2 separate regions of the Homo sapiens genome follow, and region 2 is linked to region 1. The links are chromatin contacts, found by Hi-C or POLR2A ChIA-PET in ENCODE. All regions are on one chromosome and are shown on one strand. The core of a region is the stretch at or near the end of the contact, and the rest is flanking DNA. Distances in the headings are between cores, read along the strand shown.

Evidence for each region. Hi-C counts contacts between places; a loop is a spot of excess contacts on that map. ChIA-PET counts read pairs that join two places held with the same protein, here RNA polymerase II (POLR2A). Pooled maps may share reads with other maps.
Region 2: a pooled map shows a loop between it and region 1 (2.7-fold over the local background). The contact joins two enhancer-like sites. A Hi-C loop is called at or near these places in 2 of 50 pooled maps. POLR2A ChIA-PET finds 5 or more read pairs at or near these places in 2 of 52 experiments (Panc1 and naive thymus-derived CD4-positive, alpha-beta T cell).

What each region holds. Positions count from the first base shown.
Region 1 is chrX:119,547,639-119,551,453 of GRCh38, reverse strand. The region is part of intron 2 of STEEP1 (STING1 ER exit protein 1); the gene reads left to right. Among named protein-coding and RNA genes, the nearest start is that of STEEP1, 16 kb to the left of the region's middle. Within about 2 kb of position 1,938, at least 2 of the 41 ENCODE cell types and tissues checked have a DNase peak (open chromatin) inside an H3K27ac peak, as active enhancers do.
Region 2 is chrX:119,634,619-119,638,433 of GRCh38, reverse strand. SEPTIN6 (septin 6) reads left to right here. Exons shown (of 11, transcript NM_145799.4): 7 at 1,239-1,407. Among named protein-coding and RNA genes, the nearest start is that of MIR766, 10 kb to the left of the region's middle. Within about 2 kb of position 1,898, at least 3 of the 41 ENCODE cell types and tissues checked have a DNase peak (open chromatin) inside an H3K27ac peak, as active enhancers do.

The DNA.
Region 1 (3,815 bases), core at 689-3,188:
GGCTGGAATGCAGTGTTGCAATCTCGGTTCACTACAATCTCCACCTCCAGGGTTCAAGCGATTCTCCTGCCTCAGCCTCCCAAGTAGCTGGGATTACAGGCACGTACCACCATGCCCGGCTAATTTTTTGTATTTAGTAGAGATGGGGTTTCACCATGTTGGTCAGGCTGGTCTTGAGCTCCTGACCTCAGGTGATCCACCTGCCTTGGCCTCCCAGAGTGCTGGGATTACAGGTGTGAGCCGCCGCACCTGGCCCCCATTTTTAAATTGGTGTATTTGTCTTTCTGTTGTTGAGTTGTAAGAATTCTATGTTATGCATACTAGTCCCTTATCATATATATGATTTGCAAATATTTTCTTTCATCCTGTGAATTGTTTTCTCACTTTTTTGATGATATTCTTTGAAGCACACAAGTTTTAAATTTTTATCATCCCATATATCTGATTTTTTTCTTCCATTGCTTGTGCTTTAGGCATCATATCTAAGAAATGGCCAGGCGTGGTGGCTCATGCTTGTAATCCTAGCACTTTGGGAGGCCGAGGTGGGTGAATCATTTGAGGCCAGGAGTTTGAAACTAGCCTGGCCAACATGGCGAAACCCCATGTCTACTAAAAACACAAAAATTAACCATATGTGGTGGTGCACACCTGTAGTCTCAGCTGCTCGGGGCTGAGGTAGGAGAGAATCGCTTGAACCTGGTAGGTGGAGTTTGTAGTGAGCCAGCCAAGATCGTGCCACTGTACTCCAGACTGGGTGACACAGCCCGAATCTGTTTCAAAAATAAAAGAAGAAATGTTTGCCTAATCCAAGCATATGAAGATTTGCAGCTATGTTTTCTTCCAAGAGTTTTATAATTTTACTTCTTACATTTAGGTCTTTCATTCATTTTGAGTTAATTTTTGTATATAGCATGAGGTAGGGGGCTAAATTCATCCTTTTGCATGTGGCTATCTAGTTTTCCCAGGACCTTTTGTTAAAAAGACTGAGTTTTTCCCCCTTAATGGTCTTGGCACCCTTGTTGAAAATCAGTTAACCATATATGTATGGGTTTATTTTAGACTCTCAGTTCTATTCCATTGACCTGTATGTCTGTCCTTATACCAGTATCACCCTGTCTTTATTACTATAGCTTTTTAGTCAATTTTGAAATTGGGAAGTGTGAGTTCTCCAACTTTGTTCTTGTTTTTTCAAGATTGCTTTGGCTCTACTGGATTTCTTCCAATTGCATATTAATTTTAGGATCAGCTTAAATTTCTGTGAAAAAGCCAGCTGGGATTTTGAAAGGGATTGTGTTGAATCTGGAAATTCATTCGAGGAATATTGCCACCTTAACAATATTAAGTCTTCCAATCCATGAACATCAAAATGTGTTTACATTTATTTAGGTCTTCTTTAATTTCTTTTGGTAATACTTTTTAGTTTTCAGTGGACATTTCTTGCACTTCTTTTGTTAAATTTATTCTAGGTGTTGAATAGAAGTAGTGAGAGTGGCATCTTTATCTTGTTCCTGATTTTAGGGGGAAAGCTTTCAGTCTTTCACTATTAAGTATGATGTTAGTTTATGTGGTGCTATGATTTGAATGTGTTCCCCAAAAGTTCATGTGTTGGAAACAATCTGTCTGCCCTATGAATGGATTAATGAGGCTCTGCTCTTATGCATGGATTAACGTTGCTGTCATGTGAGTAGGTCTGTTATTGCAGGAGCGGCTTTGTTTTAAAATCGAGCTTTCTCATACTTACTTGCCCTTCTGCCGTGTTATGATGCAGCACGAAGGCCCTTGCCCAATGCCGGAGCCATGCTCTTATGCTTCCCAGCTTTCAGAACTGTGAGAAATCAATCTCTTTTATTTATAAATTATCCAGTCTGTGGTATTATGTTACAGTAACAGAAAATGCACTAAGACGTGGGTAAACAGATGGGGGTTTTTCAGAGATGCCCTTTATTAGGTAGAGGAAGTTCCCTTCTATTCTTAGTATATTGAAGGGGTTTTGACTTTTGTCAAGTGCTTTTTCTATGTGTCTATTGAAATGATTATGTTTTTCTCTTTCCTTCTATCAATATGATGTGTTAATTTTTTTAGCTTTATTGAGGTATAATTGACAAAAATTGTATATGTTTAAGGGATACAGCTTGATATTTTGATATACATATACACTGTGAAATGATCACCACAATTAAGCTCATTAATGTATCTATCACCTCACAGTTACCATTTTCTTTGTGTGTGTAGGTAGTGAGGATACTTAACAAATTTAGAATGTACAATACAGTATTGTTAACTATAGTTATGATGCTGTACATTAGATCTCCAAAACTTACTCATCTTGCGCAACAGAAACTTTATATCCATTGGACAACAACCTCCCATTTCCTCCACCTTCAGCCCCTGGCAATCACCATTCTACTCTCTGCTTCTATGAGTTTGACTATTTTGGATTCCACAAACAAGTGAGATCATGTAGTATTTGTCTTTCTGTGTTTGGCTTATTTCATTTAGCATAATGTCCTCCAAGTCCATCCATATTATCACAAATGGCAGGATTTCCTTCTTTTCATAAGGCTGAATAATGTTCTGTTGTGTGTGCATGTGTGCGTGCGTGCCACCTTTTCTTTATCCATTTAGCCATTGATAGACATTTAGGTTGCTTCCATATCTTGGCTGTTGTGAATAATGCTGCAATGAGCATGAGAGTGCACATATCTCTTTGAGATACTGAACTCATTTCCTTTGGATATATACCAAGAAGTGGGATTGCTGGATCATAGGGTAGTTCTATAATTTTCTGAGGAATCTCCCATACTGTGTTCCATAATGGCTGTACTAATTTACATTTTCACTAGCAGTATATAAGGGTTCCCTTTTCTCCACATCCTCCCTAACATTTAATTTTTGTCTTTTTTTTTTTTTTTTTTTTTTTTGAGACAGAGTCTTACTCTGTCACCAGGCTGGAGTGCAGTGGTGCAATCTCGGTTCACTGCAACCTCTACCTCCCGGGTTCAAGTGATTCCCCTGCCTCATCCTCCCTAGTAGCTGGGACTACAGGCGCATGCCACCATGCCTGGCTAATTTTTTGTATCTTAGTAGAGATGGGGTTTCACCATGTTGGCCAGGATGGTCTCGATCTCCTGACCTTCGTGATCCGCCTGCCTCGGCCTCCCACAGTGCTGGGATTACAGGCGTGAGCCACTGCACCTAGCCTTGTCTTTTTGATAACAGCCATTCTAACTGGAATGAGAGGATATCTCATTATGGTTTTTTTGTTTGTTTGTTTGTTTGTTTGAGACAGGGTCTTGCTCTGTTGTCCAGGCTGGAGTGCAGTGACGCAATCTTGGCTCACTGCAACCTCTGCCTCCCAGGTTCAAGCGATTCTCCTGTGTCAGCCTCCCAAGTAGCTGGGATTACAGGCATGTGTCACAACACCCAGCTAATTTTTGTATTTTTAGTAGAGATGGGGTTTTACCATGTTGGCCAGGCTGGTCTTGAACTGCTGGCCTCAAGTAATCTGCCCGCCTCGGCCTCCCAAAGTGCTGGCATTACAGGTATGAGCTACCACGTCCGGCCCTCATTATGGTATTGATTTGCATTTCCCTGATGATTAGTCTTTTCATATACCTGTTGGCCATTTGTATGTCTTGGAGAAATGTCTGTTCAGGTCCATTGCCCATTTAAAAAATCAGGTTATTTATTTATTTGCTATTGAATTGTATGAATTATTATGTGAGAAAAGAAGATTGGTTTGACCACAGAAAAACCTAAAATTTCCACATGGTGGAAAAAGTCAAAGACAAATGACAAACTAGAGAATAAACAAG
Region 2 (3,815 bases), core at 649-3,148, 87 kb before region 1:
GTGAAGCCATACCTGTAGCCACCTTGACAAAGTGCTCCTCGTGACCTGGTCCAGCCAGAAATCGATTTTGCTATGACTTGGTCCACATCTGTCATTCTTGACCACTGCCCCAAATTGCAGACCTTTGCTTGCACTCTTTTGAGGAGGGGACTTGTTCACACAGGCCAGAAAGTGGGGTCCCCTTGCTCCTAGTCACCACTGCTACTGTCAGGCCATTATCTACCTTCTAAAGAAACCACCTCCTTGGAAGCTTCTACCATCCAGGTGGGCCATGCCTGCGGTCCACACCCCTCCTTGTCACTGTCATCTATCAATATCCTAGTTCTTTCCCCTTATTCTTTGGAGACTTTGTCACCTCCCCTACATTGCCTGGGTTTGAACCCTAATTCTGCAACTTACTAGCTACATAACCTTGCCTAGCCTCATTGACACTTTGCAAACACCATTCCCTTCTCTGGCTGATAAATTGCTATTCTTCCTTCCAGAGTCATCTTAGAGATTTTCTCTTCGGTGAAGTCTTCACTTTCCCAGGAGTTCTTAGGTTCCCCTCTTCTGAGCTTTATTGCAACTTGGCTATCCCTCTATTTTTGTAGTTGTGCACTGAATTGTATTTGTCTATTTGTATCTATTCTTCCTCTAAACTATAAGCTCCTGAGAGCAAGATTCCATCACTTCGTTTCTGAATTCCCAGTGCCTCACACAATACTGGGAACAGAGATTCCACAAATATTGATTGGATGGATGGATGGATGGATGGATGGATGGATGGATGGATGGATAGATAGATGGATGGATGAGTGGATGGATGGATGGATAGATGGATGGATGGATGGATGGATGAGTGGATGGATGGATGGATGGATGGATGGATGGATAGATGGATGGATGGATGAGTGGATGGATGGATGGATGGATGGACAGATGCATATATGCTGTTGTCCTACAAGTGGTGCAGACCAAACATTCTTTTGAGGGTTCTGACTGCTGAATTTAGATTGTGGTGCTACTGACTGTCTTAATAAGTATTTTTATGATATCACAGTTTTTCATTACTGGCATTTTTGTAACCTTTCATTTACATTTTCAGTAGAAAAGAGAGGAGGTAAATTTGCAGGATCTAAATACACAGATTGCAAGGCAACGTCACTGTTAGACATTTTGCCTCTCGTTTCATCCATTTCTGCTTCTGCTGGCCTTCCTTTCAACATACTTTCAATACCCCAAATCCTGCTATGCAGTTGAAAACGAGGCCCACTGCGACTTTGTGAAGCTGCGGGAGATGCTGATTCGGGTCAACATGGAGGATCTGCGGGAGCAGACCCACACCCGGCACTATGAGCTGTATCGCCGCTGTAAGCTGGAGGAGATGGGCTTCAAGGACACCGACCCTGACAGCAAACCCTTCAGGTACCGCTCCTGCCAGCCCAGCCCAGCCCAGCCCAGCTCAGCTCAGCCCACTCAGGTGGTGTGGAAGCCTTCCCCTGGAGAATTCACAGGGGAGGCGAGACACGGGTGCTAAGACCTCAAGGAGCAGGGGCGACTCACTTGCCAGTTCTGCTTGCCTGTTCACCCTTTGCCTCTGCACACCTGCCAGGAGAGCTGTGGGGAGCAGGCTTGGGAAGTACCGCCGCCTTGCTTTTAAGGGCAAGGGAAGGGAGGATGCCCAGAGGACCAGCAAGGCTGATCACCACACACACATGCACGCATCCATGACAGCTCCAAGCAGCTGCGCTGGGGGGAATCCCCAAGCTGGGGCCCTGTTCCACGAGGTGGCAGTTGGTAACTGTCCTCTGCCCCTCTTTCTTCATCAGGCTCCTGGCGCTCAGACAGGTTTCTAGTCTGTTCTTTACCCATTTCCCCATTCTCAAACCCAGATAGGACCAGGTAGCATGCCCTTGCCATGCATCGATGAACTGCAGGCTCTCCAATTGCTGTCCTTAGTGTCTGCATTCAAGTGCAAGTTCTGTTTTGACCGCAGGATGTTGATCATCACTGCCATATTTCTTAAATCAGAATGCTTTTAGAGAAGGGGAATGTTTTTGAAAGCAGGTTATTATGCAGAGAGGAGTAATGCGCCAAGTAGAAGTGTCTGATCTATATGCGTGATGTGTGAAATAAGCCCCACAGTTGAAATTACCACGTGGTGCCCTTTATGGTGGTCAGGCATTAATAAGCAAGTGAGGGAGATGTCTACCAGTTAAAAAGGCTTTCAAAGAGCCTCTGAGATCTTACTCTACCTGTGCACAGCCTAAAGCTGGCCTGGAGTCAGAGCCTAACCAGTCCCTTGGGGATATTTGCTTCAGGAGGGACAGGCTCATGCCCTATATACTGACAGGTGGGGCTGGGGGAAGCCATGCTTGTCTTTTTCTGGTGGGAGCTCCCTGGCTGTCTTCCCCACCTGCAGCTTTCATCTGCATTTGTAGAGGAGTAGGTGTGCCTCCACCTGGTCATTTTGTCTCCTTCCCTCCTCCTTCACTCCATCCTGAATACCTCTGTTTCCTGTGTCTTCGCCTTCTTCACTCCTTCTCTGCCAGCTCCTTCCCATGCTGCATGTAAGCATTCTTGTGCTGAAGAAACTCTCCCTTAACCCTGCTCTTTCTTACCAGCCTCTGTCCTGTCAAGAAGTCCTTGACAGGATGAGGAGAAAGAGTTGTTCTATGTTTACTGGTTCCTCTTCCCCATCTCTCATTCATTCCTCAATCCACTGCAGTCTGGCTTCTGTCCCCAGCATAACCACTCAAATGCCTCTCTCCAAGGCCAGGAATCGCAGACTTGTGGCCAAGTTCAATGTGGCCTTTGGTTTCCATCTTATTTGATATCAACGCAGCACTTTATGCCATTCCCCACTGCCTCCTTGAAATGCTCTCTGCCTTTGGCTTTTCTAGCACTGGCCTGGCTGATTCTATTCCTATCTCTCCTACTATTTCTTCTCAGCCTCCTTTGCAGGCTCGTTTTCTTCACCTTACTCCTTTAAATGTTGATATACCCCCCGGGATTCTTTCCTAGAGCCTCTGCTCCTTTCACTTTCTGTTCTCTTTGCAGCTGGTTCTTTCTACTCTCACAGCCCTAATTACCACCTAGAAGTAGATGGTTCCCAAGCTAGTCTTACTTCTGAGGTCTAAACCCATTAATCCAACTGCATCCTGGATGTCCACTCAGACATCCCATAGAGGACCTCCCCGAAAATCAAGCTCTGTACAAATTCATCTTCTGCCCTCTTAAGCATGTGTCTCCAACATTCCCTGTTGCCATTCATGATACCACCATCCACCTGGTTGCCCAAGGATAATCAGAATTACCTTTGGCTCCTCCCAAGTCCTGGGAGTTCTGCTTCCCTTACTGCTCCCTCCATTCCCTCCCAGCCCTTAACATTAAGATCCTATCACTTCTTCTTTTCTTTTCTTTCTTTTTTTTTTTTTTTTTTTGAGACAGAGTCTTGCTCTATCGCCCAGGCTGGAGTACAATGGCACAATCTCGGCTCACTGCAATCTTGGCTTCCCGGGTTCAAGCGATTCTCCTGCCTCAGCCTCCCCAGTAGCTGGGATTACAGGCGCCCACCACCTCACCCAGCTAATTTTTGTATTTTTATTAGAGATGGGGTTTCACCATATTGGCCAGGCTGGTCTTGAACTCCTGACCTCAAGTGATCTACCCACCTTGGCCTCCCAAAGTGCTGAGATTACAGGCATGAGCCACCACACCTGGCCAAGATCCTGTCACTTCTTACTTGGATTGATGGACAGTCTATCCTTCCCACAGCACAGCCGGAATGGTCCTTCTCATTTTCAAATTGGATCTAGTACTACTTCCTGCTT